Linked DNA regions of Homo sapiens: region 2 is linked to region 1. Evidence: read pairs that join two places in POLR2A ChIA-PET (ENCODE). Cell type or tissue: IMR-90. All regions are shown on one strand. Each heading gives the region's core, and the rest is flanking DNA. Links, peaks and the distances in the headings are about the cores only.

Region 1 (4,031 bases), core at 1,346-3,845:
CTGGGCAACAGATACCTTTTCTCAAAGAAAAAAGAAAAGAAGAAAGAAAAGTATCCAATTAAAAATTAAATTATCCTACCTCCAGAACCACTACCCAGAAGTAACTATGTTAATAGTGAATGATTTTTATATCCATGTAGTGTAGGAAACTAAAAAAAAAAAAAAAAAAAAAAAAAAAGTGAATAATTTTTCACTGCTGTGAATCCTCTCCCTGACTGTAAATAACACACTCATGCTCTATTTTTTTATTTAGCATTTCTAGAGTAACTCTAGTTATTCTCTGCTGGAAAAGTTTGTTTCCTTTCATCTACCCCATCTCTCCTCCCTCCTCACCTTATTCCCAATACTCGGTCTTTTAAAAAATAATGTTAGGCCAGGCACAGTGGCTCACGCCTATAATCCCAGCACTTTGGGAGGCCGAGGGTGGGTGGATCACCTGAGGTCAGGTGGATTACAGACGTGAGCCACCGCGCCTGGCCTGACTATTTTATTAATAGATTTAACTTATGTGTATGGCAAATAATAATAATTCAAATAGTACTGAAAAGTATCCAATTGTTGGTTGGGCGAAGTTACTCACACCTGTAATCTCTGCACTTTGGGAGGCCAAGGTGTGTAGATCGCTGGTTCAAGACCAGCCTGGTCAACATGGCGAAACCCAGTCTCTACTAAAAACACAAAAATTAGCCGGGCGTGGTGACACGCACCTGTAATCCCAGCTACTTGGGAGCCTGAGGCAGGAGACTCGCTTGAACCCGGGAGGCGGAGGTTGCAGTGAGCCGAGACTGCGCCACTGCACTCCAGCCTGGGCAACAGAGTGAGACTCTGTCTCAAAAATAATGATAATAATAATGTTAAATGTTCTGCCAAATCCTGAAGCTGCTGCCACAGCTGTATTTCAGGAAGCCCAGCCTGTGAGGATGCCGTCCCCCCTCCGCAGGAAGACGTCAGACAGGACACTTTCCATCACCCTGCTTCCTGATTCCAGGCATCGATGCTGAGCTGGACAGAAGGAAAACAGCCTTTTGGTGTCTGAGACAACAGCACAAATGACAGGACTGGCCTTCTTTCCTGAATGGGAAGAGGGTGGGGAGAAGAATGCTGCAGTGACCCGAGCTTGTTGATGCCCTGCCACAGGCACCCCAGGTGGCCTTGGGCAAGTCCCTTCTCTTGCCTCTCCACCTGTAAAGTGTAGGTTACTGGGGTCCCTTCACCTTAGACTTTCTTTGGTCAGAGCTACAGAAAGAGGTGGCTGTAGGGAGGACTTTCTGAAAAAGAGTAAAAAGGCTCTCCTTGCTCAGGAGGCTGAGGTAGGAGAATCGCTTGAACCTGGGAGGCCGAGGTTGCAGTGAGCCAAGATCGCAACGTTGTGCTCCAGCCTGGGCAACAAGAGCAAAACTCCATCTCAAAAAAAAAAAAAAGAAAGAAAGAAAGAAAGGAAAAGGCTCTTCTGAGAGACAGAGTGATGATACAATGATAGTAACAGCCACTGCTTCCTGAGGGCCTCCCGTGGGTACTGGGTGGGCATCGTCCAGGTGCCACGCATGCGTGATCCTATTTAATCTCCAAGCTCTCAGGTGGGCACAATTCTCCTCGTTTAACTGATGAGGTAACTGAAGAGCAGAAGTTAGGCGACTTGTCAAAGCTCACAGAGCTGAAAGGTCTGTGCCACATATCTGGTCCCATCTGCCACCTAGTCTTGTTGAATATCTTGTATATTTCAAAATGCTGAAAAACTCCGGGGTCCCTCTGGCCCTCCAGAAACAAATTGGAAGATACTTCCTGAGTTCATGGAACCCTGCCTCCCAGATCCACTGTAGAGACTGACCTTGGCCCAAGCCTGAGGGGTGATTTTGAGACAAATTCCTCTCAAGGGGAACCTTTTCACAGAGAAAAGAAGAGGGCTGTTTAGTCTGAGGAGACTTTTGCTCACCCATAGCAGGCACCCCAAATGTTCAGAATGACTTGGGATCTATTCTTCTCCCCTGGCCTTCCCCAGAGACAGAGCTGTTTGCACTCTCCTCATCCCACTGACCAGCACACTCTCACCCACACCACACCCTGGGCACTCTGGGGACCCACAGGCCTCAGCCTCAGCATGGCCTGGCGCTGGCCACAGCTGGGGCAGGGCTGCTTCCCTTCAGACCCAAGGCCACAGGCTGGAAGGAAATGGAGGTGGGAGGGGCCCAGAAAAGCTGACTAGGCTGGAAGGCTGGTTGGGAGGGAGGAAGCACAGAAAGGCCAGCCCAGCAATTTGGGCAAAGCTGGCAAGGCTGCCTTGGCATCTCTGCGGATTCAAGGCCACAAGGGCCTCACCTTGGCCACCCAGCCCCGGCTTGTGGCCAGGAGGCTGAGGAGAAGTCCTGATTGGGTCACACTCTGAGGGACTGAATCAGAACTTGGCCCTGGCTACCAAGACTATTGGACTCTTTCCCCTACCTGCAGCTCAGGGGTGTGGCTAGTGGGCAAAGAAATGCATATATATATGTTTGTTTGTTTTGAGACAGAGTCTCGCTTTGTTGCCCAGGCTGGAATGCGTTGGCATGATCATAGCCCACTGTAACCTGGGACTTATGGGCTCAAGGGATCCTCTCACTTCAGTGTCCTGAGAAGCTAGAACTACAGGTGCATGCCACTGCACCTGGCTAATTATTTTGTAATATTTTGTAGTGACAGGGTCTTGCTACATTGCCCAGGCTGGTCTCAAACTCCTGGCCTCAGGTGCTCCTCCTGCCTCGGCCTCCTGAAGTGCTGGGATTACAGGCATGAGCCACGGAGCTCAGCCCGCCTCTATCTTAAGCCTCTTCCTTGAGGCTCCAACCTGGGTCTCTGCTTCAGAATTCAACATCAAGAAATGAATAAAACAAGGGCCCAGCCTGAGCAAAATAGTGAGACCCTATTCCTACAAAAAATAAAAATAGTTTTTAAAACAGAAATGAATAAAACAAAAAGACACAAACAAAACAAAGCCTCTTTGAGGACAAGAGCCCCACTAAGCTGGGACAAATCTGATAAAACCCCAGAGCCTAGGTCTGGGCTGCTGCTGAACTCTCCTGACATTATGGTCTGCCAGGGACAGGTGTCTTTGCACATCTACGGTGACTAGTCCACTCACTCTACACCCCGTCCTGGTTGTGGCAAAGAGACTATACGTTGTCCACCTAGGTCAGGGTTTCTCAACCTCAGCACTACTGATATTTTGGATGAGGAGCCCCCAAGATGTTGTCGGGGAGGCTGTCTTGTGCATTGTAGGGTGTTCAACAGCATCTCTGGCCTCCACCCACTAAATGCCAGTAGCAATGTCCCCATTTGTGACAAAAATATCTCCAGACATTGACAAATGTCCTCTGAAGGCAACATCATCCCCATTTGAAAAACACTGCTCTAGCTCCATTCCCTCCCTTCTTTTTTAGTAATAAGACTTTTGATTTTCAGCTGGCACACAGTCAACAGGAAAAAAAACACCAGGCAGCTAGCTGCAAGACCACCCTCGCAATGAGGCAGCAGTACAACTTCCAGAAAGTGTCTCTAAAGGGAAAGTGTGCATCCTATACCCCTTCTTGCTTCCCAAGGGTGAGAACACTTATGCGGGGGCTGCAGCTGTATCACCTCATGGGTCCAGAAATCAAAGTCAAGGGGTAAGATGGCAGAGCAGTAAGAGGGAAGGAGGCTGGGTCCCAGATGACCATGGAGTGCCATGATAGAGATGGCCTCTACCACCAGACTTAATTCATGCAAGATAAATGAATTTGTGTCACTGCTGTCTTGGCCTAACTCCCCCGGAGCTGAGGTTTAGCCTCTGATGAACTCTTCTGACACCATGGCCTCTTGTCAGTCACAGTCAAATCTAATCTTAAGTAACATACAAGATATAACTCAGCAGTGCTTGTGGCTTTAATTATCCACTGTCTGGATGCCCGTTGACTGTCAATTTTTTGCCTCAGCTCAATTCTAGTAGTTCACCAGACCCCTCCACATGGCCACCATCCTCTCCCCATCCCGCCCTCCCCAGGGGCTTCCTATCTCAAAAA
Region 2 (16,896 bases), core at 5,410-7,909, 680 kb after region 1:
TGACTTCTGCAGTTCTCTCCCATCCCTCCCTTTTTAAAAGCTAATAGCTAGTGCAGGTGAGGGCACAGTTAAACTGACATATTGCTGTTGATTTTACGAATTGTACAAATTCTCTAGAAAGCAATTTCTTTTTTCTTTTCTTTTTCTTTCTTTTTTTTTTTTTTTTTTTGAGACAGTGTCTTGCTCTGTCACCCAGGCTAGAGTGCAGTGGTGCAATCTCAGATTACCTCAACCTCTGTCTCCCAGATTCAAGCAATTCTCCTGTCTCAGCCTCCCAAGTAGCTGGGATTACAGGCACATACCACCATACCTGGCTAATTTTTGTATTTTTATTAGAGATGAGGTTTCGCCATGTTGGCCAGGCTGGTCTCGAACTCCTGACTTCAGGTCATCCACCTGCCTCGGCCTCCCAAAGTACTGGGATTACAGGCGTGAGCCACTGTGCCTGGCTAGAAAGCAATTTGATCAAGTTATTTTCTTCTCTGATGAAATACCTTACTTCTTGAAATCAATCAATAAAACCACTCAAAGTATAGGTTATGTGCATAAAACTGTTGCATTGTCATTGGTAGCAGAGATATAGAAATGATCTGCCTATCCACCTATAAAGGCATGGTTATAAATCTACTTCACATCCTTTATTGAATAAACTGGGTTATAGTAAAGTGAGCTGGACGGGATGGGGAAATAAGCAGAATCAATGGAAGGAGATCAAAATTATTAACAGAAATAGGGTTGGAAGTGTAGTAATATATTCTAAAATATTTTAAATGAAGTTTTATTACTCTATAATGCGGCCAGGCGCAGTGGCTCACGCCTGTAATCCCAGCACTTTGGGAGGCCGAGGCGGGTCGATCACCTGAGGTCAGGAGTTCGAGACCAGCCTGGCCAACATGGTGAAACCCTGTCTCTACTAAAAATATAAAAATTAGCTGGGTGTGGTGGCACATGCCTCAAATCCCGGCTACTCAGGAGGCTGAGGCAGGAGAGTCACTTGAACCTGGGAGGTGGAGGTTGCAGTGAGACGAGATGGTACCATTACACCCCAGCCTGGGCACCACTGCACTCCAGCCTGGGCAACAAGAGAGAAACTCCATCTCAAAAAACAAAAATGCATTTAAGTAGAAAATGTATGTAAAGAAAAAATAGATAAGTAGTGTCATATCACAGTCAACATATATCCTTGTGTCTCTTTTTTTTTTTGAGACAGAGTTTAGCTCTTATCACCAAGGCTGGAGCATGATCTTGGCTCACTGCAACCTCCGCCTCCTGAGTTCAAGCGATTCTTCTGCCTCAGCTTCCTGAGAAGCTGGGATTACAGGTGCCTGCCACCACACCGGGCTAATTTTTGTATGTTTAGTGGAGATGGGGTTTCACCATGTTGGCCAGGCTAGTCTGGAACTCCTAACCTCAGGTGATCCACCTGCCTCAGCCTCACAAAGTGCTGCAATTACAGGCATGAACCACCATGCCCGGCACCTTGTGCCTATTTTTTAGAATATTTTTTATTTTTTAAAATTCTTTTTTACCTCCATTCTCTTAGAATGTGATAGAATTTTTTTTAAAATTTTATTTATTTATTTATTTTGAGATGGAGTCTTGCTCTGTCGCCCAGGGTGGTGTGCAGTGGCGCGATCTCGCGTCACTGCAACCTCCACCTCCCGGGTTCGAGCAACTCTCCTGCCTCAGCCTCCCGAGTAGCTGGGACTGCAGGCGCACGCCACCACACCTGCATAATGTTTTGTATTTTAGTAGAGACAGGGTTTCACTGTCTCCCAGGCTGGTTGCGAACTCCTGAGCTCAGGCAATCCGCCCGCCTCGGCCTCCCAAAATGCTGGGATTACAGGCATGAGCCACCGCGCCCGTCCTAGACTATCTTAAAATATGTGTTTCCTTTACTTTCCTGCTTCAGTGAATTTATAACCAATGCTGTGGTTTTGCATGGATTTTTAAAGTATGAGGAAAAGAGATGATTGAAAACTTCGGTTGTCAGGGTAAAAACTGAGTAGTGAATTTCAATGTACTTTTAAATGAAAAGTCTCTGACCACAGTATATAATTATTTAGGAAAATCTCATCTGTATTTAACTACTATGCTTATTTTTGAAAAGTTGAATCTTGAATATCTCTCTTTGATATATATTTTTTTCTCTTTTTCTTTTCTTTTTCTTTTTTTTTTTTTTTTTTTTTTGAGAAAAGATTTCACTCTGTTGCCCAGGCTGGAGCACAGTGGCACAATCACAGCTCACTGCAGCCTCAACTTCCTGGGCTAAAGTGATCCTTCCACCTTAGCCTCCTGAGTAGCTGGGACTACAGGCACACGCCACCACGCCCAGCTAATTTTTTTTTTTTTTTCGTATTTTCTGTAGAGACAGTTTCACTGTGTTTCTCAGGCTGTTCTCAAATTCCTGGGTTCAAGCAATCTGCCCACCTCTGCCTCCCAAAATGCTGGGAGCCACTATGCCTGGCCCTATTTTTTTAATTTTAGAGTTTTTAGTATCCTGTGGCTGCTAAGAGATTGGAATTCCTTCACGTTGATGTAAATGTTATAACGCCTTCCCACCAGGATTCTGAATCCTTGCTGGGTAAAATTCTTTCTGCACTATGCACTCTGGGTAATGGATTTCTAGTGTCTGTTCAACCTTTGGTCTATGTTAATATTACATTTCTTCTATCTTTAGGATTGTTTTCTTATGCCCTTTTTTTTTTTTTAAGAAAATTTGCAGCCAAATCTCTCTCTTATTACTCTAAGAATTGAAAACAAGATGATTTTCTAGACTAATTCCTTTCAAGTTTTGAAATTAGCAAAAGAAAAATACAGTTTCTCCTTGAGCGAGATTGACAGGTATTGACTTTAGGAACAGCTAACCTTTCATCAGCAACTTTGACTCAGTAAATCTGAGCTGAGGACCTGCTATGTGAAACTGTATCCTGTGGGCCAGGGAAGGTGGCTCACACGTGTAATCCCAGCACTTTGGAAGGCTGAGGCGGGTGGATAACTTGAGGCCAGGAGTTCGAGACCAGCCTGGCCAACATGGTGAAACCCCATCTCTACTAAAAATACAAAAATTAGCTGGGTGTGGTGGTGGGCGCCTGTAATCTCAGTTACTTGGGAGGCTGAGGCAGGAGAATTGCTTGAACCTGGGAGGCGGAGGTTGTGCAGTGAGCCAGTGCACATGAGACTGTGCCACTGCACTCCAGCCGGGGCAGCAGAGACTTTGTTTCAAAAAAAAAAAAAAAAAAAAAAAAGTATATCCTGTGGATACCAAGTAGGGAGTCCTTGTCCTCAAAGAGCTGACAAGTAGATAAGCCAAATGGACAGATAACTATAACACAAGGCAGAACAGATAAGCATCCCAAGTTGCAAATTATTATCATCTGGGTTTGGAAGAAGAAATTTCATCTAGTCTGAGCAAGACAAATAATTTGATGAGAGAAGCTGCATTTGACATGCTTTTAGCAGAATTAAATGAGATGGAAGAGGCATTCCAAGCAGAAGAATATATGATCAACAACAAATGTTTTATCTAGTTCAGTTTTCTAAAATATATGATGCGAGTAAAGGAGTCCTAGGAGACAAGGCTAGGAAAGTAGGTTGAAACCATTTGGTGAAGCTCCTGGAATGCTGGGCTGGCGAGTTGGTGCTTATTTTAAGTAGGAATAGGGACTAAAGATTTTTAAGCAAAGGAGTGATATGATTAAAACTCTGCTTTTGAAATCTTTTGGCACAGAATGTGGTACTAGTCTGGCAGCAAACATGGAAATCATTAAGCAGGCAGTGAATTCCCTTGAGATGTAGAGGGAGTCTAGATGGGTTATAGTAGGGCAAATGAAACAGAATTGAACAATGCTACAGTGATATAATCTACCAGAATTGGCAGCCCACATGAATGTCAGGATTAAGGGAGAAGGAAGAGTCAAAGCTGTTGCAGAGATCTTGAGCCTGGATAATTAGGAGGCATGTGGTACTATTACTAGAGATGGCAAAGTTGGGGGAGGAACTTGTTTGGAATTTGAATTTAGGCATCTTGAGTTTGAAATACTAGCAATGTATTCCACCTGAAGAGGTCTAGCAGGCAGAGGATGGTTCTCCAGAGACAACTAGAGAGATATTTGGGAGTCAAGGCATAGAGATGACATTGATGATAATGCCTAAAGAGTCTCCTTATTCTGGGAAATCTGAGCCTAGGGCTCAACAAACTGTTTAGTCTCATACTTACAGTAGAAGGAGAAAGAAGAGCTCAGACCTTGGTTTTATCTTATCCCAAAACTTTGGCCATAGGACATTTAACCTATTTAGGGTGTCAGCATTCTCAAATTGGAGCCTTGTAAGAGCAGAGGTTTTTGTTGTTTTGTTCACTGCTTTAATTAACCCTAACACCCAAACCAATGTTTAGAATAGTGGGCACTTGATGCATACTTGTTTGAATGAATGAGTGAATGAATGAATCTGCCAAATGAAGGGTGCAGATGTAAATAGATATTTTTTTATAGCATAGATTTTTATTTAACCTTTATTGAAAAATAAATTTTAAGCTTTTCTTCCTACTCGTTTTTGTTTCCACAAAGAGCCATTTTGCCTCTGTTTGGCAGCTAGAGTAGGGCTGGATTGTCTGCTCAAGGGGAGGGGTGTTTAAAAAAAAAAAACACACACAGAGCAGTCTTTTGCAGCAAAGAAAGTTCAGGTGATTGCTGGGCATGGTGGCTCCCGCCTGTAATCTCAACACTTTGGGAGGCCGAGGCGGGCGGATCACCTGAGGTCGAGAGTTCGAGACCAGCCTGACCAACATGGAGAAACCCCATCTCTACTAAAAAATACAAAATTAGCCCGGCATGGTGGTGCCCGCCTGTAATCCCAGCTACTTGGGAGGCTAAGGCAGAAGAATCACTTGAACCCGGGAGGCAGAGTTTGTGGTGAGCCGAGATCGTGCCATTGCACTCCAGCCTGGGGGACAAAAGTGAAACCCGTCTCAAAAAAAAAAAAAAGTTCAGGTGATCTTATTAGTTCTTTTCCATCACAACAAGAATCCTATTTTCCTTGTATTCTGGGAAAATTTTGCTTTGCTTGTTTAGATTTTAGGTATATTGAATTGAGTACTGTTTGGTTTATCTATATACAATAATAAATCCCAAATATGGTTCCTAAAGGACTGCATTTAAACTCACATATATTGGATCTGCCTTTTAAAACTATCTTTATTCCAAGCACTTCTTTTTTTTTAATAGAGATGGGATCTCACTCCACCTCTCAGGATAGAGTGTAGTGGCGTGATCACAGCTCACAGCAACCTTGACCTCCTGGGCTCAAGCAATCCTCCCACCCCAGCCTCCCAAACAGCTGGGACTATGGGCGTGAGCCACCACACCTGACTAATGTTTATTTATTTTTTGTAGAGACAGGGCCTCCTGGTCTCAAACTCCTGGGCTCAAGTGATCCTTCTGCCTCAGCCTCCCAAGTAACGGGGATTACAAGTGTGAGCTACCATGCCTGGCCAAGCACAATTTTTTTGAACATAAATTTTACCTAACTAGAGAACTATAATTAAACTATGAATTTGGATAGAATAAACGTTCCTAAAAGCTAGATCCATTCAGAAAGATCCCAGTTGAGTTAGTCTTTCCATCATTTTATACTTCGTGTTTGTCCTTTCCCAGTACCAAAAGTTGTAAATCTTGCCATGGGTCTGATTCCTCTCTAAAGAACTGCGTATTACAATCCGGCAGAAAGGGGATGAAAACCTTAATAGTTCTGCCTGCTTGCTTCTACCTGGCAAAACGTCCTTTGCATTATCTGATCAAATTCAATCAGGAAGTAAGTCCTGCCGGTATCCACAGATCTGATATTAGAGTACAACATATTGTACTGTCATAGGTTTTATTCAGTGTGCTTGTTCAACACAGTAAATGTAGACTGTTGCATTGACTACTATGTGCATGCAGCAGCACTCTTCCTGCCCTTTCAGTACTTTAAATCCAAGCTTGTGACAATCCTTACGTAAATGCTACATAAACATTACACCGCAATGGTTCAGGAGTTATGATAGCGTCTCCTTTTTCTCTGGCTGACCTCTTTTATTATGGTGGGTTTTGTTGTGGGTATGTGAAAAAGAAGGGCTACTTAGTAACTAGCAGGTTAGAGGAACAGATCCCATTTTGACAGTGGAGAGAGTCATATTGACTATTAAAAGCTTTTAAATGGTAACAGACATGGTATCCTACCCCAAAATGTCACTTACTCTTTTTTGTGTTTTTGTATGTGTAGCATAGGTGTTTTGTTTTGTTTTGTTTTCATTCGCCATGTGAAAAGAGATGCGTAGCATATGTTTAAGGGAAAGAATTTATTCTTTGTAATTTTGTACTAGGTGGACTGTTCCCTTGCAAATTCTCCAATTTGACTAGGAAAATATGAATCAAAGATCAGTAAAGGTAATCTCTCATCCTTCCAAAAGAACCATATTTAAACTAACTCAATACCTTATAATACACGGAAAAATAAACGCAGAATTTAAGAGTCAAATCATGTGAGGTCTGAAGAAGATATGCCTCCAGTAAAAGAGTGTTTTGGATTTGTTTGTATCTAGACTGTAAGGGAATACATTTAAAGGACATAAAGCCTTAGAAAAATATATTGTGGCTGGCTGGGGTCGGTGGCTCACACCTGCACTTTGGGAAGCTAAGGCGGTGGATCACCTGAGGCCAGGAGTTCAAAACCGGCCTGACCAACATGGTGAAACCCTGTCTCTACTAAAAATACAAAATTAGCTGGGCATGGTGGCTCATGCCTGTAATCCCAGCTACTTGGGAGGCTGAGGTAGGAGAATCGCTTGACCCAGGAGTCAGAGTTTGCAGTGAGCCGAGATCGCACCACTGCACTCCAGCCTGGGCAATAAGAGCAAAACTCTGTCTCAAAAAAAAAAAAAAAAAGAAAAGAAAAGAAAAGAAGAGAAAAAGAAAAATATATTGTGGCTTTGTGCTGTTATGCTTAGTGACTACAGCTTGTTATGAGCATAATTTTTCTAAAGGAAACATTAGGCCACATTGCTAAATAGGCAAGGTAGTCAGTTATCTTCATAAAATGAATACCTTAAAAAAAAAAAAAGCTGATATAGTTATTTGTTTCTGTCTTTTTACAGAGTACTGTTTAGTTCTGACCGAGGCTCAGGGTTTGCTAGTTGAAGGGGCTAAGTTTGCGCAGAGATAATCTGCCTCCTTGTGACCTGCGTGCAGTTTCCTAACATGCTGCCTGCCATCCAGTAGGAGCACAGACAGAGATTGCACACTCCTCCTGGCCACAGGATGGCCACAGCTCCACATAGAGCTCAGTGCAGGAGACGTCTGCCCCTCCTCATTTCTGGGACCTTTACTCTGAGAGGAGCTTTGAAACAAGCAAGTGCAAAACTGAAAATAGATTCCTTAGCGTCTTCTGTTCTATCACCTAGTCACTGCGGCTCACCTCTTCTCTTAATTCTGTATTCCATATTAAAAGTTTTTTTCTTTCTGTATGTGTTAAGTGTTTTGTATTTCAGCAGACACCTGTGTTCTAACCCAGCTCCTTGTAGGAGGAAACTTGGTGATTCTGAAGTAATCCTATCTAGATAAACCAACATTTCCTAGGGAGGTATCTTACACCATTGTAAGGATAGGGCAGAGTTTGAATAGAGAATTGCAGACTTCTAGGGTGGTTTCCGTGATTTTTCTAAAAGCGTCACAGAATTGATACTCTCGTCTCTGGATAGTGTTGAGCCTGGGAATAATCCCCTTTTCAGGTTGTTGTCAGTGATTTTTAAACTTCCCTCCTATTTGATAAGGTTTATAGAATACAGGATATCTCTGCACAAATGACAGATTACATGGCATAACCCCTGTCTGGCATGGGAAAACTGGTTATGTTTCATGAGCTTAATAGAAGGAAGTTTTTAGTTTTGTTCAAGTATATACTTTTTTTTTTTTGAGACAGAGTCTCACTCTGTTGCCCAGGCTGGAGTGCAGTGGCGCGATCTCGGCTCATGCAACCTCCGCCTCCCAGGTTCAAGCAATTCTCCTGCCTCAGCCTCCCGAGTAGCTGGGACTACAGGTGTGCACCACCATGCCTGGCTAATTTTTTTTGTATTTTTAGTAGAGACGGGGTTTCACCGTGTTGGCCAGGATGGTCTCAATCTTCTGACCTTGTGATCCACCCACCTCGGCCTCCTAAAGTGCTGGGATTACAGGCGTGAGCCACCACAGCTGGCTCCTGTTCCATTCTTTTCTTCTTCCGTCTTACCCCCACCATATCATAAAAGAAAAAAAAGAAATTTTAATATTGGAAGTGTGATAAAACCAGAATGTAATCCAGTATATTCTCTTTGCTAACCTTTTGGTACTATTCAGTCTCATTCTTGTTAGTTTATAGTTGAAGACAGTTAATGAGGCTGAGAAGACTTACATGAGAGGCCAAAATGTTTCTTTATAAATGGCAGCTTTTAAGGTATTTTTTGAGCCATAAAGTGAAGTAGATAAAGTTGTTTGTATATGTAATCAAAAATAATTTTTTAAAATGAGTTTTTTATGAAGAATAGGATTTGGTGATTTTTTTTTTTTTTTTTTTTTTTTTTTTTTTTTAGGCAGATCTCACTCTGTCACTCAGGGTGGAGTGTGGTGGCACAATCTCAGCTCACTGCAACCTCTGCCTCCTGGGTTCTCAGCCTCCCAAGTAGCTGGGACTATAGGCATATGCCACCACTCCCGGCTAATTTTTGCATTTTTAGTAGAGACAGGGTCTCACCATGTTGGCGAGGCTGGTCTTGAATTCCTGACCTTAGGTGATCCGCCCCCCTCAGCCTCCCAAAGTGCTGGGATTATGGCACTTTGTTAGTGTCACTCTTACATTAATCCCTGCCAAATGAATGCTGGGAGAGATTTTTTTCCCCTGCCATAGGGCATAGGTGGGGGTTTTCACTTTTTCAACAGTCTTCTGTGTTTTCTCAAGTATTTTTGTTACCTTTACCTTTCATTTATGCTATGCTGGATTGCTACTTTCTTGTTTCAAGATTTACCTACTACATAGTAAACCAATCATTTCCATGAAGGTGATGCAATCACGACTGAAAATTTTAAAGCGTTCCCCCAAGGAGTTACCACTACTTGAGATTCCTGCTCCTGCTTTGGGGGACTTACACACTCCATGTGGAGCTCTGCTTTTCAAGTAATGCAGAGAAATTGACTTTGCTGAATGACTTTTCTACTCATGCACCTCTTGAGTGACATTTAATTAGATGTGTATGCATGAGTGATCTTTAAGAATGAAGGATTTACATGCTGATCTCTTCCACTAGTTTGCTTAATCTAACTAGCTACTGTGCTGATGAGGCCTAATCATAACTCCTGTGTACACAGTATTGCCTAGAATACCTTTCTTGGAGAGTTACACTAGCAGACTGCTGTAGTTGTCAGCTTTCTTTGGTTTCATCTATTTCCTAGGCATTCTGTTGCTTTCTAAAACTGCAAATGGCCCTTTCTACTATGTTATCCTCTAGATACCGGTCCAAGCTCTTAAATTCCAGAAAACAGTAGCCCTAGAATTTAACATCTTACCGAAAACTTGCTTCCAAAGTAATAAACCCGCAACCCCTAGGTTCACATCTGTACTTAGTTTTGATGTTTTCAACAGATACAGAAGGCATTGGCGGGCAGTAGTATGGTATAGTGTGTTTTTCCTTCATCATAGTGGAAGCATTTATGAAGCAATCTAGAGTGTTAACATTAGTTTTCTATTTATCTTTAAAAGATAAATAGCATATTGCTTTGAGAATGGAGATGGAATGTGATTTTTAGGCCTTTGAAAAATGTCTTGGTATTTTCATTTAAACAAAAATCTTAAATCTTTCAACAAATTATTTATTGAACTAGAATGAATATAAAGAACCACATAGCCCTGTGAATCAGACAATAGCATAAAACCAGAGTTCTTATGTGTAGTCAGTAAAAATGGAAATAATTGTTGATCAGCTGTCCAGGGTTTTCTTAACTTTAAAAGCCCATGAGTATACATGAACATACATTTCCAGCCATTTTCTATTTTATCTGCCTCAAAAACAAATGCAGGCTGGGTGCCGTGGCTCACACCTATAATCTTAGCACTTTGGGAGGCCGAGGCGGGCAGATCATGAGGTCAGGAAATCGAGACCATCCTAGCTAACACAGGGAAACCGCGTCTCTACTAAAAATATAAAAAAATTAGCAACCTGGTGGCGCGCGTCCGTAGTCCCAGCTACTCGGGAGGCTGAGGCAGGAGAATGACGTGAACTCGGGAGGCGGAGCTTGCAGTGAGCCGAGATCGTGCCACTGCACTCCAGCCTGGGTGACAGAGCAAGACTCCATCTCAAAAACACAAAACAAAACAAAAAAACAAATGCAAAAACAGAGAGCATTCATGAGATGTAATTGCATTTAGTATGTATTATAGAACTCAACATTAAATGGCTTACCATTGTCTGGATTTTTTTAAGCACTTAAGTTTTTAGAAACCTGACAGTACTGTATAATAGTTTAAGAGCTTAAATATTATATTTCAATATTACAAAAAATAAAAAGTTCTAGAGAACTGAAAAAGTCTATCACTGATAGGTTTAGTTATAGATATTACTTCTAATATTACAAGAATAGGTTTATTCTCAGATCTCCAGCAGTCAGAATAAATGAGACTAAGTGCTCTGAGGATATAGACAATGTCAGTAAGTTTATAAAATATGGCCGGCACGGTGGCTCACGCCTGTAATTCCAGCACTTTGGGAGGCCGAGGCGGGTGGATCACCTGAGGTCGGGAGTTCAAGACCAGCCTGACCAACCTGGAGAAACCCTGTCTCTACCAAAAATACAAAATTAGCCAGGCATGGTGGCACATGCCTGTAATCCCAGCTACTTGGGAGGCTGAGGCAGGAGAATCGCTTGAACCTGAGAGGCGGAGGTTGTGGTGAGCGGAGATCGCGCCATTGCACTTTAGCCTGGGCAACAAGAGTGAAACTCTATCTCAACCAAAAAAATAAAAATAAGTTTATGATTATGTTGTACACCAGTCTTATTTTGGAAAATGAAACATTTGAACCTCTTTTGGCAGAAATAATTGTAGTAGGGGAATATTTTGGGTAGCTTTGATTCTCTCTAACATAACTAGCAGCATAAAATCAAACCCCTCATTTATAAGGTAATAGAGCAAGTCCATACAGCTGCCTTCTCATAGAATATGTTTATTCTCTGAGGAAGAGCAGAGAAAATATGAACAGGATCCTTTATAATACTCTTGTCCATATGACTTCGTATTCCATTAATAAAAAGGAGTAAATTGGCCAGGCGTGGTGGCTCACGCCTGTAATCCCAGCACTTTGGGAGGCTGAGGCAGGCGGATCACGAGGTCAGGAGATCGAGACCATCCTGGCTAACACGGTGAAACCCTGTCTCTACTGAAAATACAAAAAAAATTAGCCGGGCATGGTGCTGCGCGCCTGTAGTCCCAACTACTCAGGAGGCTGAGGCAGAAGAGTGGCGTGAACCTGGGAGGCGGAGCTTGCAGTGAGCCGAGAATGCGCCACTGCACTCCAGCCTGGGCGACAGAGCGAGACTCCGTCTCAAAAAAAAAAAAAAAAAAAAAGTAAATTGTAGCTGGTGTACAAAGCTCTGATTTTTACGAGAAATGCCTTTTTGGTGACTTACGGGTGAGCTTTAAGCAACTCTTGTCAATGAGATACTGAAATATGGGGAGTGAATATAGACCCTCAAACCATTACTTCCTTGCCCTTCGTTTTTTATAGAATACAACTTTTATAGCTGTGAACATTTGTAAGATTTATAGTCCTTTCTGGTTTTCATGCAGAGCAGCAATATCACATCCTAACCCCTGCAGCTGTTTATATCAGCAGCAATTAAAATTTGATTTACTAATCCCTCATTGCTGCCTCTCCAACTACTCATTTTTCATTTTTGTAGAGCCTTAGGACTGTTACAGCTGAGCATTATGATGTTAACAACTCAGCCATCTGGCACAGGGGAAGAGGCACCTAAACAGATTCTTCTGGACAAAAGTCACATATGAGCAAGATCAGAATAGTAGCAGATGTAAAAAGCAGGTAAAGAAGGAGAGCCTGAATGATACTAAGGTGAAAGCAGAATCCAAAGAGGTTTTTAGTTGAAGGTCGACCCTCCTTTTGCTTTCCAGAAGAAAATAATTCATAGTATCATATTAATAAGTAAACTTTTTCTAATTCAGTCTAGACGCTGTTAGCTAGAAGAACCAGGCAAACGATGTAGCTATTTTTTTTGTTATTATTATTATTATTTTTTCGAGATGGAGTCTTGCTCTGTCGCGCAGGCTGGAGTGCAGTGGCGCGATCTTGGCTCACTGCAACCTCCACCTCCTGGGTTTAAGCAATTCTCCTGCTTCAGCCTCCCGAGTAGCTGGGATCACAGGTGTGCGCCACCATGCCCAGCTCATTTTTGTAATTTTAGTAGAGACAGGCTTTCACCATGTTGGTCAGGCTGGTCTCGAACTCCAGACCTCGTGATCCGCCCACCTTGGCCTCCCAAAGTGCTGAGATTATAGGCGTATGCCACCACTCCGAACAATCTTAACATTCTGAGTTTGATCTGCTTAGTGGCTACTGAAATTTTACCTCTATGGAAACTAAAAGATGATCCCAGCTTTGACTGTGTGTTTTTTCCCCCTCCCTCCTCTTTTGGTCGTTATTGGTTTTCTGGTTCTGGGTAAGGAGGGTGTGATATAGATTCATGTATTGACTCATTAAGGCTAAAATGAATGTAGACAAGCTTACTTTTCCTCACTGCTTTCCAGTGGTTGTTAGTTTAAAATCCAAAACCGAAAGAAAAACCTACAGGGACACGAATGTACTTGATTTTGTTATTGCTTGCTGTTGCTTCACCTTTCCTTCCATATCTTGCTCTCATGCTTTCTAACGCCTAAGCAGAATGTATCATCAGAGCGCCGAGGAGAGTGGGAAATTCAGCCCAGCCGGCAGACCAATACCTCATACCTAACGTCTCACTTGGCTGCAGACCGCCATGGGGGATCAGTGCAGGTATTTACTGCCTTTATTGCCTTTTCCTGGCCTTTCCAGCTTGGCTGGTGGAATGTTGGCTTGCTTCTGAACCTTCGGCAGCCTTAGAAAGGAAGCTTACAGGAAGGGCTAATTGAATATCTCTGTAGATTTTCTGTCTAGGTGGACTTGGGTAAGAGTCGCTTGTTAAAATGATTACTTCCTGTTGTCATTGACTAAGAAACATCTATATGATTTCTGATACTGATTTCTGGTTAACCTAGTCCTACCACCTTGATGCATTCATGATAAACCATAAAAATAACATCAAGGTAGGATTGTGTTAGTGTCAAGTCTGTGAATTGTAAAGACCTGAAACTTACAAGTATTTTTTGAATAGAGGACTAAAGGACTGCATATGTTGCTCATTCCATGATATGTGCCTTAACGCATAAGCTGAGAATGTTAATTTGTATAAGTCATCTGTTTCTGAGTGGGTACCCAGGAAGTTGGGCTGTTTCCTTTTTTCTCCCTGGAATCAATGTGATCTTAAGAAAATTATTTCTGATTTCATTTGGGCTATTCTGAATCTCTTTTTTCTGTTTAGTACTAGAACATCTGGTATCTCTTAACTTGTCTTACATGTGAATGTTTTTAATAATCTTAGCCTCAATATTGTTCTCATACTGGTAAGTGACACCATCAGTTGGGACACACAGTGAACTCAGAGCTGTCAAACATAAATTCTTATAAAGGTGCAGACAGGTTTGTACATGTAGAAATGCATCTTGGTAGCCTTGATCATCTAGGATATGCTGTTACAAGGAGTGATTCATGGAAAGATCTTAATCACAGCTTGAAAGACAGTTTTGGCCCTATAGAAAACCACATAGGATCATATAGGTTAAAATGATGGATTGAGGCTGGGCGTGGTAGCTCCTGTAATCACAGCACTTTGGGAGGCCAAAGCAGGTGGATCACTTGAAGTCAGGAGTTCAAGACTAGCCTGGCCAACATGGTGAAACCCCATCTGTACTATAAATACAAAAAAAAAAAAATTAGCCAGGCCCGGTGGCGCATACCTGTAATCCTAGCTACTCAGGAGGCTGAGGTGGGAGGATTGCCTGAATCTGGGAGGCAGAAGTTGCAGTGAGCCGAGATCATGCCACTGCATACTCTAGCCTGGGTGACAGAATGAGGCTCCATCCCCCCCAAAAAAAACCATGATGGATTGGACAAGACTGAGCAACAAAGGGAGAGCTCATCTCTACAGAAAGTTAAAAAATTAGCTAGGATGGCCAGGCGTGGTGGCTCGCACCTATAATCCCAGCACTTTGGGAGCCCAAGGTGGGCAGATCACAAGGTCAAGTGATTGAGACCATCCTGGCCAACATGGTGAAACCCCGTCTCTACTAAAAATACAAAAATTAGCTGGGCATGGTGGCGCATGCCTATAGTTCCAGCTACTCAGGAGGCTGAGGCAGGAGAACGCTTGAACCTGGGAGGCAGAGGTTGCAGTGAGCCGAGATCACGCCATTGCACTCCAGCCTGGGTGATGGACTGAGATTCCGTCTCAAAAAAAAAGAGAAAAAAATCATTGCTCTTAGGAGCCAGGCACAGTGGCTAACACCGATAATTCCAGCATTTTGAGAAGCCTAGGCAGGAGGATCACTTGAGGCCAGGAGTTCTTGACCATCCTGGCAATATAGCAAGATATTGTCTCTACACAAAACAGAAAAATTGGCTAGGTGTGGTGCTATGTGCCTATAGTCCTGGCTGCCAGGAAGGCTTAGGCGGGAGGATCGCTTGAGCCCAGGAGTTTGAGGCTGCAGTGAGCCATGATCGTACCACTGCATTTCAGCCTGGGTGACAGAGCAAGACCCTGTCTCTTTAAAACAAAACAAAACAAAACAAAACAAAAAACTCAATTTTATTTCTCAGGCACACTTTCTTGTGAAGCCACATGAGGATGTGTGTTATCAGAATTAATAGAACAAGAGAGTAGCAGCTGTGTGCAATAGCTCATGCCTGTAATCCCAGCACTTTGGGAGGCCGAGGTGAGCAGATCACAAGGTCAGGAGTTCAAGACCAGCCTGGCCACTATGGTGAAACTCCATCTCTACTAAAAAGTAATTTTAAAAAATTAGCTGGGCGTGGTGGTGGGTACCTGTAGTCCCAGCTACTTGGGAGGCTGAGGCAGGAGAATCACTTAAACTCGGGAGGCAGAAGTTGCAGTGAGCTGAGATTGCGCCCCTGCACTCCAGCCTGGGCGACACAACAAGACTCTATCTCAAAAAAAATAAAAAGAAAGGAATATCTGGGATCCAGGAAACCAGAGATCCAGCACAGGAAAGAAACAAAGGGAATCCCTAATATAATAATAAAGTTAGGAGATCCTGGGATCTGTACACCAATAGAAGAGAGCAGCTTGTTCAAAACAGAGCTGCAAGAGCAGCTCTTTGGTATTTTCCTTTTTAACATTATGGTTTATCCTTGTCTTTTTATAATTACAAAATAAGCATATTTCTTTTTCTCTCTTTTTTTTTTTTTTTTTCGAGATGGAGTCTGGCTCTGTCATCCAGGCTGGAGTGCAGTAGCGCGATCTTGGCTTACTGCAACTGCTGTTTCCCGGGTTCAAGCGATTCTCCTGTCAGCCTCTAGAGCAGCTGGGATTACAGGCACGTGCCACCACACCCAGCTAATTTTTGGATATTTAGTAGAGATGGGTTTTTGCCATGTCATCCAGGCTGGTCTCAAACTCCTGACCTCAAGTGATCCACCTGCCTTGGCCTCGCAAAGTCCTGGGATTACAGATGTGAGCCACCGTGCCTGGCCTCGTAAAGTGTCCTTTAGAAATGGATCCAACTGAGGTGTCTTTGGCAACTCTTTTGAAACATGCAACTTCCTCTACTCCCTATAAACTAAGTTTTACCAGCTTCCTTGGCACTTAGATAGAGGACAGGCAGTTACACCATTTACCTAATACTATGTTCAGCTCTGCTGCTCCTCATTACTTTGGCCTCTTTGGGCTGACACTGTTTTTAGCATACCTTTTGCAAACCAGATTAACAATACTTTCCTAACACAACAGATGTCCACATATTTCTGAGTTGTCTCACTTGCCAGAGGTAATGTAGTAAAATCATGTTTGGCCTAACCTGGGTGACTTGCAGACACCATGACCCTGGGAGGGAGTGCAGAATCTAAGACAAGAAAAGTTTGCTCTGATAAGGCACATGAAGGCTCCTGTTCCAACATATTTAATGGGCAGACCCCCATGGTTCTCATCCTTCCAGTATTTCCACAGATCTTTTATGTGTGGAAGGCCTAAATGCAAGAAGATAATATATTTTCCCTTTCAAAAAGATTCCTCTAAAGTTGTCTGAATTAAAATGTTTAGGGAGCTTTTAGAAATGTTCAGGACCAAGTAAGGACATAAGACTTAGAATGACACATGAGTTGAAGTACTGTTTCCTTTGGTACACAGCTCTGATTTCTCCTCACAGTGACATTTTGAGAAATGAAACTAATAACCCAAATTATTGAGACTCCTAAAAGGGATATTACCAGGTCTGAACGTCAAAACAGTCCTTCATCTTAGTCTTTCTCATGAGTAATGCTTTAAGATATTAATTGGTCTTGTTTGGTATAGCCAGAGTAATGAGCGATTAATTTTAATAGTGATTAAAGCAAAATAAATGTCTATTTGAAGTATGCAAATCTTTTTTTTTTTTTTTTTTGAGACAGAGTTTCGCATTGTTGTCCAGGCTGGGGTGCAGTGGCATGATCTTGGCTCACTACAACGTCCGCCTCCCAGGTTCAAGCAATTCTTGTGCCTCAGCCTCCTGAGTAGCTGGGATTACAGGCGCCCG

What was found. Peaks named below come from ENCODE experiments on the same cell type or tissue, not always from the same donor. Only the 100,000 strongest peaks of a DNase experiment are listed, where the experiment ranks them.
Region 2: POLR2A ChIA-PET joins it to region 1 with 11 read pairs; 2 of 35 experiments call an interaction of 5 or more read pairs at or near these places.

Annotation. Positions count from the first base shown.
Region 1 is chr15:64,875,833-64,879,863 of GRCh38, reverse strand. No RefSeq gene overlaps it. Among named protein-coding and RNA genes, the nearest start is that of ANKDD1A, 34 kb to the left of the region's middle. In IMR-90, for the core only: no CTCF peak of the experiment used is centred there; no DNase peak of the experiment used is centred there; H3K27ac peaks cover 195 bases.
Region 2 is chr15:64,184,545-64,201,440 of GRCh38, reverse strand. All of the region lies in intron 10 of CSNK1G1 (casein kinase 1 gamma 1), which reads left to right. Among named protein-coding and RNA genes, the nearest start is that of PPIB, 30 kb to the right of the region's middle. In IMR-90, for the core only: no CTCF peak of the experiment used is centred there; no DNase peak of the experiment used is centred there.